2 separate regions of the Homo sapiens genome follow, and region 1 is linked to region 2. Evidence: chromatin contacts called from ENCODE Hi-C data. All regions are on one chromosome and are shown on one strand. The core of a region is the stretch at or near the end of the contact, and the rest is flanking DNA. Distances in the headings are between cores, read along the strand shown. Region 1 holds the start of MAFK (MAF bZIP transcription factor K). Region 2 holds the start of PDGFA-DT (PDGFA divergent transcript).

Evidence for each region. A loop is a pair of places that touch in the nucleus more often than their neighbours do. Pooled maps may share reads with other maps.
Region 1: a loop to region 2 is called in a map of sigmoid colon, with 5 times the contacts of the local background. The contact joins the promoter of MAFK here to the promoter of PDGFA-DT in region 2. A Hi-C loop is called at or near these places in 2 of 168 maps with a recorded cell type or tissue (ascending aorta and sigmoid colon) and 7 of 50 pooled maps.

Annotation. Positions count from the first base shown.
Region 1 is chr7:1,527,752-1,532,566 of GRCh38, reverse strand. It overlaps MAFK (MAF bZIP transcription factor K), which reads right to left and starts at 1,865. Exons shown (of 3, transcript NM_002360.4): 1 at 1,669-1,865. It overlaps LOC100128653 (a long non-coding RNA gene), which reads left to right. Exons shown (of 1, transcript NR_149036.1): 1 at 1-114. RefSeq lists silencers at 1,146-1,275, 1,766-2,035.
Region 2 is chr7:518,157-522,956 of GRCh38, reverse strand. It overlaps PDGFA-DT (PDGFA divergent transcript), which reads right to left and starts at 2,566. Exons shown (of 3, transcript NR_033963.1): 1 at 1-2,566. PDGFA (platelet derived growth factor subunit A) reads left to right here and starts at 3,111. Exons shown (of 6, transcript NM_033023.5): 1 at 3,111-4,018. The coding sequence starts at 3,956. RefSeq lists silencers at 7-316, 637-776, 2,642-2,981, 3,082-3,171, 3,452-3,591 and 2 more and enhancers at 632-1,553, 3,398-4,319.

The DNA.
Region 1 (4,815 bases), core at 616-3,115, 1.0 Mb before region 2:
ACCTGGGGAGTCGACGCTGCGGGCAACCAGCCCCTCAAAGCCCTGGCTCGGTTCAAGGATAAAAGGCAGGAGAAGCCTGGTTTTTCTGCTTTAATAAATGTCTTATTTTGGAATAATGAGAGGTCTAGTTTTAAAAGCAGACTCCCTCTCCCAAGGTCAAACTCAGACATTCCTACTGGGTTACCTAAGAAAGGGAGATGTTCTCATAAATGGCACTGGACGCCCAAATAGGGTGTAGGTGTGTCCCAGACACCTGCACAGCCCACCTATGTTCTCCAGACCCCGCCCACGGCTCTTTTAATGCTCCATGTCCCTGAAGACATTGGGTTTGGAGAAGCTGCATAGGGCACCCCACTCTGTGTTGGAGAACCCCTTACAACAACACACCGTGACGGTGAAACCTCAGTGCCAGTAAAGAGACCTGGCAGCCCACCCTGGAGAATCAGAGGGGTGGGAAGGGCGCTGCCAGAGCCGAACCACACAGATATCCCCTAGACCACGATGGGGGGCGGTGGGGGGCGTTTTGAGTCTCAGGATCTTCCCAAGGCCAGGCACCTGGCCAGAGATTGGCTGGCTGCCTGTGGGTCACCTGGTGAATGAATGGTGAGTGGATCTAATTTCTGCCTCAGCTACAAGAGCTACTTAAGAAGCAAGAAAACAGCATGCTCAGGGACGCAGGACACCAGGAGAGGGACACGGGAGGCCCCGCGAACACGGACACACACGGTGTGAGCGCGAGAATGCAGTGCAGGGCCACTGCTGTGTCCCAGGCGGACCCAGGTCAAGGGCCAAGGCCAGGCGGGGTCCTGGCTTTCTGGGTTTCTCGGTGGCGCCTGGTCCCACCCCCCAGGATCTAGAGGCTGTGCAGACGCAGACACACACAGTCACGGGCACATACACAGTTTCCTGAACTTGACAGAGGCACAGAAGAACTCACGCAGTGGGAGCGGGAAGAGGCCGGAGCCCCTGCCCCACACGTGAGCAAAGGGACGAGCCTTGGGGCCACTGTCACCTGCCCCCCTCCCGCCTCCCCACGGCCTTCCTTCCAGCAACCCTGGCAGGTGGGCGGCTGAGAGCGACACCAGTCCCAGGATCCCGCCTGTGGGGAGACCCGGTTACCCCCACCCCGTTCCCGGGCACGCGTGACCCCAGCCACTGGGCCAGAGCGCCGCCCGTCACCGGGAGGAAGCGCGGGGGGCAGTCCGGGGCCGCACGCGGAAGCCACGCTGGGGCGGAAGCCGCGGAGAATCCACGCGCCCGCGCCCTCCCCGCACCGCCCGCACGTGGCGCCCGCCCCGCCCCGCCCCCCGCAGGTGTGAAGGCGCGGGCCCGATGCGCGCCGCCGACCCGCGTGGATCCTCGTCCTCCCAGGTCTGGGGTCCGCGCCCTGGGGCCCCCGGCGCGGCAAGCATGGCCCGGGCGGCACGTGCAGGGGAGAGAGCCTCGCGTCCCGGGGAAGCCCCCGGGCCTGCGGGGCGGGGCCCACCTGGGCAGGTGCCCGGGCCGCGCCGCGGGCCGCATGAGGGTCTCGGGCCCCGCGCACCCAACCCCGCCACCCTCGGCCCGCGCCCCCAGGCGGCCGTGACTCAGCGGCCAGGTAGCCCCGGCCCCGCGCCCCGGTCCCCGTCCCCGCCGCGGCCCGGGCCCCGCTGCCCCACCGCCCCTCACCTGGCGTCGCGCGGAGGGCGCGGGCGCGCGGCGGCTCCTCGCGGGCACGCGCTGTCCTCGCGCCGGCGCTCACTGTCGCGCTCCCCTCGGCCGCCGCCGCCGCCTGGCGCTCGGGCTCCGACTTCGCGAAGAACAACAAGTGCCCCCGCGCCGCCCGCCGCCACCGCACCCGCCCGCCCGGCTCCCCAGCATCTGACACCGCTTCCGGGATCCGCGGCGCGCGCGTCACACCGCCCTGCCCCCCGGGCCACGCCCCCTCCCCGCCCCGCGGCCACGCCCCCCGGCCACGCCCTCCTCTCCCGCCCGGGGGGCCGCTGGCCCCGCGCGCACCTGCAATCCCCGCGCTTTGGGAGGCCCTGCGGGAAGATCTCTGGAGGCCGGGAGTTCAAGACCAGCCTGGGCAACATAGCGAAACCTCCCTTCCCCCATTCTCTGTCTCTATAAACATAAAAAACATTAAGGCCAGCTGGGAACGGTGGCTCATGCCTGTAATCCCAGCACTTTGGGAGGCCAAAGCAGGAGGATCGCTTGAGCCCAGGAGTTCCAGACCAGCCTGGACAACACAGTGAGACCCCCATCTCTACAAAAAAATTACAAAAATTAGTCGGGCGTGGTGGTATGTGCCTGCGGCCCCAGATATTCAGGAGGCTGAGGCAGGAGGATGGCTTGAACCTGGAAGGTGGAGGCTGCCATGATTTCATCACTGCACTCTAGCCTGGGTGACAAGGTGAGACCCTGTCTCAAAAAAACAAAACAAGCAAACCAGCAATGTAAAAATGGGGATAAGCGGCTAGTGATCACAGCCTCTGTGGGTGGGGCCAGCCCCCTTCTAAAGCCCCAGCTGGTGGTTGCCAGGGGACACAGCAGGCCCAGGATGGGGTTAGGGCACCACTGGCCCAAGGAGTCCTGTGAGGGATCCTCAGGTGGGGGCGGGCCCCTGAGGGAGCTGCCTCTGCTTCCTGTCACAGGTGGAGGACAGGCTGGAGAGGGGATCCGTCTGGAGCCCCTTGCCACGCTTCTGGGTCCCCAAGTCCCGCCCCCCTCTGAGCGCTGCAGGAAGAGGAGTTTCAGGCCTGGGCAACCGAGGGCCCCCCAGGACACCCATGGCATCTGCCCGGGGTTCTGGGAAGCCTGTTTTCTCAGCTCAGGTGGGACCCGGGAGCCTGTTTTCTCGGCTCAGGTGGGACTCAGGAGCCAGTGCAGGGAGGTCTGTGCATCTTCTGGGTGTCGTCCTTACCACCATGTGGCTGGGGATTTAGGCAGCAGCCCAGTGGCCTCTTGCTGTGGAGCGCGGGGGCAGCCTCCCGGGCCATCTCTCCCCCCCACTTGCGGGTTCTGCACTGGCCACCTGGGAGGCCCCTCCTTGCTAAGGCCCACACGGCCGTCTGGGGCAGCTAGCCACAGTGATGCCTGCAACCTGGCCGCAGAAACAGGTGCCAAGAAATAACTCAACAGCAGCAGTAGCGACAATGTCCCACGTCCCCAGGATGTTTGCAGAAAGACATCCCCCGGGGATGGGAAAGGTGCTTCCCTTGTCCTGGCCCACACTCTGCACTCGGGGTCCTGGGATGCGCTGGGAGCCTCCAGAGAAGCTGTGGCCATCTCCGCGGGACTCTTTACGTTACTCATGGTGTCGCTCCTCTAACCCAAATGCATTCTTTCCATAGCAGGCTTTTGTTACTAATCACACACTTTTATTATCTCTTTAATTTTTTAATTTGTATTTATTTATTTCTGAGATGGAGTCTCACTCTGTCGTCCAGGCTGGAGTGCAGTGGCACCATCTCGGCTCACTGCAGCCTCCGCCTCCCAGGTTCAAGTGATTCTCCTGCCTCAGCCCCCTCGAGTAGCTGGGATCACAGGTGCCCACCACCACGTCTGGTTAAATTTTGTTTTTGTTCTTGTTGCTGTTTTGAGATGGAGTCTCACTCTGTTGCCAGGCTGGAGTGCAGTAGCACGATCTCGGATCACTGCAAGCTCCGCCTCCCAGATTTAAACAATTCTTCTGCCTCAGCCTCCTGAGTAGCTGGGACTACAGATGCCTGCCACCACGCCCGGCTAATTTTTTTTTTTTTTGTATTTTTAGTAGAGACGGGTTTCACCATGTTAGCCAGGATGGTCTCAATCTCTTGACCTTGTGATCTGCCTGCCTCGGCCTCCCAAAGTGCTGGGATTACAGGCGTGCGCCACCACACCGGCTGATTTTTGTATTTTTCGTAGAGACGGTTTCACCATGTTGGCCAGGCTGGTCTCGAACCCCTGACCTCAGGTGATCCACCCGCCCTGGCCTCCCAAAGTGCTGGGATTACAGGCGTGAGCCACTGCATCCAGCCTAATTTTTAAAATTTTGAATTATTTATTTATGTTTGTTTTATGAGACAACATCTCACTGTCGCCCAAACTGGAGTTCACTGGTGCAATCACAGTTCCCTGTAGCCTCCACCTCCCAGGTTCAAGTGATCCTCCCACCTCAGCCTCCTAAGTAGCTGGGACCAAGGGCTGGTGCTACCACGCTTGGCTAATTTTCTTTGTTTTTTTTTGTAGAGACAGGATCTTGCTCTGTTGCCTAGGCTGGTCTTGAACTCCTGGGCTCAAGTGATCCTCCCGCCTCGTCCTCTCAACGTGTTGGGATTACACGCATGAGCCACTGTGCCTAGCCAAAGTTTACTTTTTATTGTGGTAAAGTAAACATCACATAGAATTTACCATTTTAACCATTTTTTTTAAGTTAAAAAAATATTTTTTCAGAGATAGGGTCTTGCTACGTTGGTCAGGTTGGTCTTGAACTCCTGGCCTCAAGCAATCCTCCTACCTCAGCCTCCCAAAGTGCTAAGATCACAGGTGTGATTAGGTGAATAGGCTGGGCATGGTGGCCATCACACTAGGCCAAGTTAACCATTCTAAGTGTACGGTTCGGTGGCGTTAAGTACATTCACGTTGTGGTACAAACATTGCCATCATCCATCTCCAGAAATTTTTCATCATTTAGTAGTTCCTTTTGTAAAAAAATGTTAAGTTCTGGCTGGGCAAGCTGGCTCACGCCTGTAATCCCAGCACTTTGGGAAGCTAAGGTGGGTGGATCACCTGAGGTCAGGAGTTCAAGACCAGCCTGACCAACATGGAGAAACCCTGTCTCTACTAAAAATA
Region 2 (4,800 bases), core at 1,317-3,816:
ACCAGTCCCGGGCAGACGTCCGGCCACCCGCCCCTGCTGCGCGACGGCCCCCCTCGCTCGGCCTATTTGGGGCACCTGACTCACGGTAATTATGAGCCCGCGGGCACGTCGGGGCGCGCCGGGAGAGGCCGGATGCACCGGCTCCGGGGGCGACCGGACATCCCAGGCCGCCAGGTGCACCTTGCTTCCCACCAGCACCTCCCCGCACCCGCCGGGAGCTCCCCGCTGCTTCCGCCAGGGGCCCCGGGCTCACCTCGGGGCGCCCACGGACTCCCAGACGCGCGCCTCAGCATGGGGTGCGAATGTTTCGGGGGCGGCGCGCGGGGCGCGTCTGCCTCCCGCACAAAGCCAGGCTCTGTCCCGGGGTCAGCGCCTCTGTCTCCCGGGCCTGGGCGGGGACGCCCACGCCTCCTCCGACGCGGGAGTATATTTAGCCTCATTATCAAATGTTTGCAGTGAACTGTGTGAACCGACTAATAGCGGCTGGAAGTGAAACTCGATTCCTGGCCAGAAAGAAGCATGTGACCGCCCCCGTCTGCAAGGATCGCGGCAGGGCGGGCGGGGCAGGTGCCGCAGCCTCCGCGCGCAAAACCCGCCGGCGGGGCCCGGGTCGCACCGTCCCCTCCTGGGCCGAGCACCTGAAACCCACCTCGTCCCTCCGTCCCCCTCCCCAGGGGCTGCAATGAGGACGCTGGGAGTTTGAATGGAAACGAAGGCCGGGGAGGGGGGTCCGCGCGGGCGTGGGTTTTTTATCCAAGTCGGTGACCTCTTGGTTAAGTCAGCCCTGCGGTTTCAACGCCCAATCCCCCCAAAAAAGCCTGTGGGGGTCCACGTCTCCTTGTGTCTTCCGGGGATCCGGCGGAGAATGTGGCGGGGCCGGGCAGGGGGGTCCCAGTCCCACGCCGGGTGCGTCGTGCCCCGAGTCTCCCCAGAAGGCGGCTGTCGCGCGGCTGCACAAGTTTTCGCCTCCCTCGCGCGGCCGCTGTTGTTGTGGTCGCCATGGCGACGGGTCGCGGTTTTATTTTTAATAGCGGCCGGCGATTAGAGAGATGCCTGCACCGCTTTCGCCTAAGCTCTGCGTCCCCCGCGGGTGAAGCACCCACGCCCCGCCCCAGCCCCCGCCTCGCTCCAGCGCCCCTTGCACGTCCCCAGGTGGCCCTAAACTCTAGCTGGGCGCACCCGTAGCTCCAGGCCGGGCAGGGGAGCCGAGGGAAGCAGCCATCTAGGCCCTCAGAGGCGGCGAGGACCCCCAGGATCCCTCAAGCTGGGAGGGACGGGTACCCCATCCCCAATACAACGCGACCTTCCTCCTTGCCTTCCACACCGTCTTACCGAGTCCTCTAACCCCACAGAGGTGTCCTCGGGCCCCCTCTGCGCGCGAGCAGTCCGAGGCCCAGGAAGACAGGATGCGCGCCACTCCGGGATAACTGGCCGAAGAATGAGGCCGGGGTCCGGCCTGCGTCCTGGCCCTGCGAGTCCGGCTCTTTCCAGAAGCCATGCAGTGGGTGTCCCCTCCCAAGCCGCAAGTTCCCCCTGGAGGGACAAGGCCTGGCTTTAAGGGGCTCCTCCACGTTTCCAAGGCTCCCCTGGTTCTGTCCCGGTCCCGCTTGGTCCTGACCACCCAGAGGGCATGCTTGACCGCGGGGGTCGTGGTGTGGGGCTGCGGCCAACGGAAGGGAGAGACGTGGGGAGGGGGCCTGCAGGTGTGTGGAAGGGCGCGTGTAGACGCGACCCACTGGGAGCGGAGGGAGAGGCGTCGCTCCCCAAATATTTGGGGGAAGGGGAGAGCCCCCGAAGCGCTCTCCGGATTCGGCCTTTGAAATGCTAGAGCTGGCCTAGCTGGGGATGAAAGACCGCCCGCGGGGCTGCGCCTTAACGGCCTTTGTCTGGAGGGAGGGCGACCGCGACGGGGGCAGGGGTTTAATCGACAGGGTTGGGGGTGACGGCTGGGCCGGGCGGGATTCTCCGCTGCTCACCCAAGGAAGCGTCTCCTGGGCTCCAGGGGCCTAGGCCGTCTAGCCTCGGGGTCTGCACAGCACGCCACCCCGCTGGACCCGGTACCAGGACGCGTAGACCCCCTGGCAGGGCACTGACGAGCACCTGGACCTGTAGTCAGGGTCCAATCCCTCCTGGTCTAGGGAGGCGAAATCCATCCAGCCCAGGCGCACCCGCCCTTTCTCGGCGTGGGAGCCGTCTAGCCACGCTCAGACCTCGGCCTCCGCGCGCGTTCCTCCCCCGCATCGCGCTCTGAGCTGCGCCTCGGCCGGAGGTGGCGCTCTGTGCGCCCCACGGATCCCGACGCGGGAGGCTCAGAACCCGGGGGACCCTCACCGGTGGCTCCTTTCCCTTCCATCCCCTCGACTTCCCGGCTCAGGGCGCGGCCCTGCCTTCGGCGCGGGAGTGGGGGACTGGGGGGCGCGGGGTCCCAGGGTGGGGACGAGGCGGGCTGCAGGCCCTTTCCCCGACTGGAGCTCGCTCCCAAGTGGAAATGTGGGTGGAGGGTCCTCATTCAGATGCCCCAGGCCTCGGATCCTGGGCGGGGGCGCGTGGCAGCCGCCAGGTGAGTGCCCCAAACCCGCCCCCCTCCTTCCCCAAAGACTGACTCCCCCTCCTTTTATGGAGAGAGGAAGGCTGGGGCCCTGGATCCGAACCGTGGAGAGCGGCCGGAGCGCCGGGGCGGGGGCGGGGACCGGCTCTCTGGCCCTTTTTGGCGCAGCAGCTCTGGGCGCTGCCCGCTGCCGCCGCTGGGGCCCGAGAGAGGCGAGCCGGCGACGGCGGCGCTTCTGCGGCGGCCTCCTCCCTCCCCACCCGGTGCCGCAGGATTGCAGCTGGCACTGGAGGGTGGGCAAGCTCGAGGGAGGGGCGCGGAGCCCCGGCGCGGAGCCGGGCGCGGGGCTTTGATGGATTTAGCTGCTTGCGCGAGCGCGTGTGTGCTCCCTGCCGCGGCGGCGGCGCCCGGGCCCTGCCGGGTCCGCACGAACCCCGAGCGCTTCCGAGGTGCGGGTCCCAGGCCCGGAATCCGGGGGAGGCGGGGGGGGGGGGCGGGGGCGGGGGCGGGGGAGGGGCGCGGCGGCGGCGCTATAACCCTCTCCCCGCCGCCGGCCGGCTCCACACGCGCGCCCTGCGGAGCCCGCCCAACTCCGGCGAGCCGGGCCTGCGCCTACTCCTCCTCCTCCTCTCCCGGCGGCGGCTGCGGCGGAGGCGCCGACTCGGCCTTGCGCCCGCCCTCAGGCCCGCGCGGGCGGCGCAGCGAGGCCCCGGGCGGCGGGTGGTGGCTGCCAGGCGGCTCGGCCGCGGGCGCTGCCCGGCCCCGGCGAGCGGAGGGCGGAGCGCGGCGCCGGAGCCGAGGGCGCGCCGCGGAGGGGGTGCTGGGCCGCGCTGTGCCCGGCCGGGCGGCGGCTGCAAGAGGAGGCCGGAGGCGAGCGCGGGGCCGGCGGTGGGCGCGCAGGGCGGCTCGCAGCTCGCAGCCGGGGCCGGGCCAGGCGTCCAGGCAGGTGATCGGTGTGGCGGCGGCGGCGGCGGCGGCCCCAGACTCCCTCCGGAGTTCTTCTTGGGGCTGATGTCCGCAAATATGCAGAATTACCGGCCGGGTCGCTCCTGAAGCCAGCGCGGGGAGCGAGCGCGGCGGCGGCCAGCACCGGGAACGCACCGAGGAAGAAGCCCAGCCCCCGCCCTCCGCCCCTTCCGTCCCCACCCCCTACCCGGCGGCCCAGGAGGCTCCCCGCGCTGCGGGCGCGCACTCCCTGTTTCTCCTCCTCCTGGCTGGCGCTGCCTGCCTCTCCGCACTCACTGCTCGCGCCGGGCGCGCTCCGCCAGCTCCGTGCTCCCCGCGCCACCCTCCTCCGGGCCGCGCTCCCTAAGGGATGGTACTGAATTTCGCCGCCACAGGAGACCGGCTGGAGCGCCCGCCCCGCGGCCTCGCCTCTCCTCCGAGCAGCCAGCGCCTCGGGACGCGATGAGGACCTTGGCTTGCCTGCTGCTCCTCGGCTGCGGATACCTCGCCCATGTTCTGGCCGAGGTTGGTGCCGCCCCCGCGCCCCGTCCCTGCGCCGGCTCCTCCGGCGCACACCCCCCGCCGGCTGGGGCGCCACGGGCTCTGCAGAGAGCGTTTTGGTTCCTGCCAGGGTGGTCGATGTTTAGATTTTCCCAACTGGGTTCTATTTTCTGCCATGCCTAAGTGTGTGTGGGGAGTTTCCAGCGTGTTGCGTCGGTCGCTCTGCCTCGGGGGGACCGGGGAGCAGCGAGGTGGACGAGTGGGCAGAAACTTCGGGGGGCGCAGTGTCCTCTCCGGGGAAGGGGAGCTGGGGCGCAGCGGGCGCTGCAGCAGCGGGGTGCGGGGAGCGGGGAAGGGGGTGTGTGTGAGCCGGCGGAGCCTGGGGAGGAGAGAAGGGCGGCGGATAAATAGGTAGGGGCGGCTGCTGCGGAAGCCCCTGGCCGGGCAGGGTGGGCAGCGCCAAGCTGCAGCCCTCGGTTCCCAGTCCCCAAGCCCGGCGGGGCTCAGGGCCGGCGCAGTCCCGCCCGCCCGGGCCTGCTTACAGGTGGCTGAGCGAGGCGAGCTGGGGCTGGGCCAGGCGTCCGCACCCTCCCACCGCGGCGTCCCCGCCCCCCCATCCCCATCCCCATCCCCATCCCCGGGAGCTTTGCTGTGATGAATGACTTTCCACAGCCCCCGTCGTGGGAACTTAGTGCTTCAGGCTCCCCAGCGACCCCCGACTCTCCTTAAAAATCGGGGAGGGGAGTGGGGGAGGCCAGAGGTGAGGGTGGTCTCCGCAGGGCACGGAGAGCTGCGCGAGGTGGAAG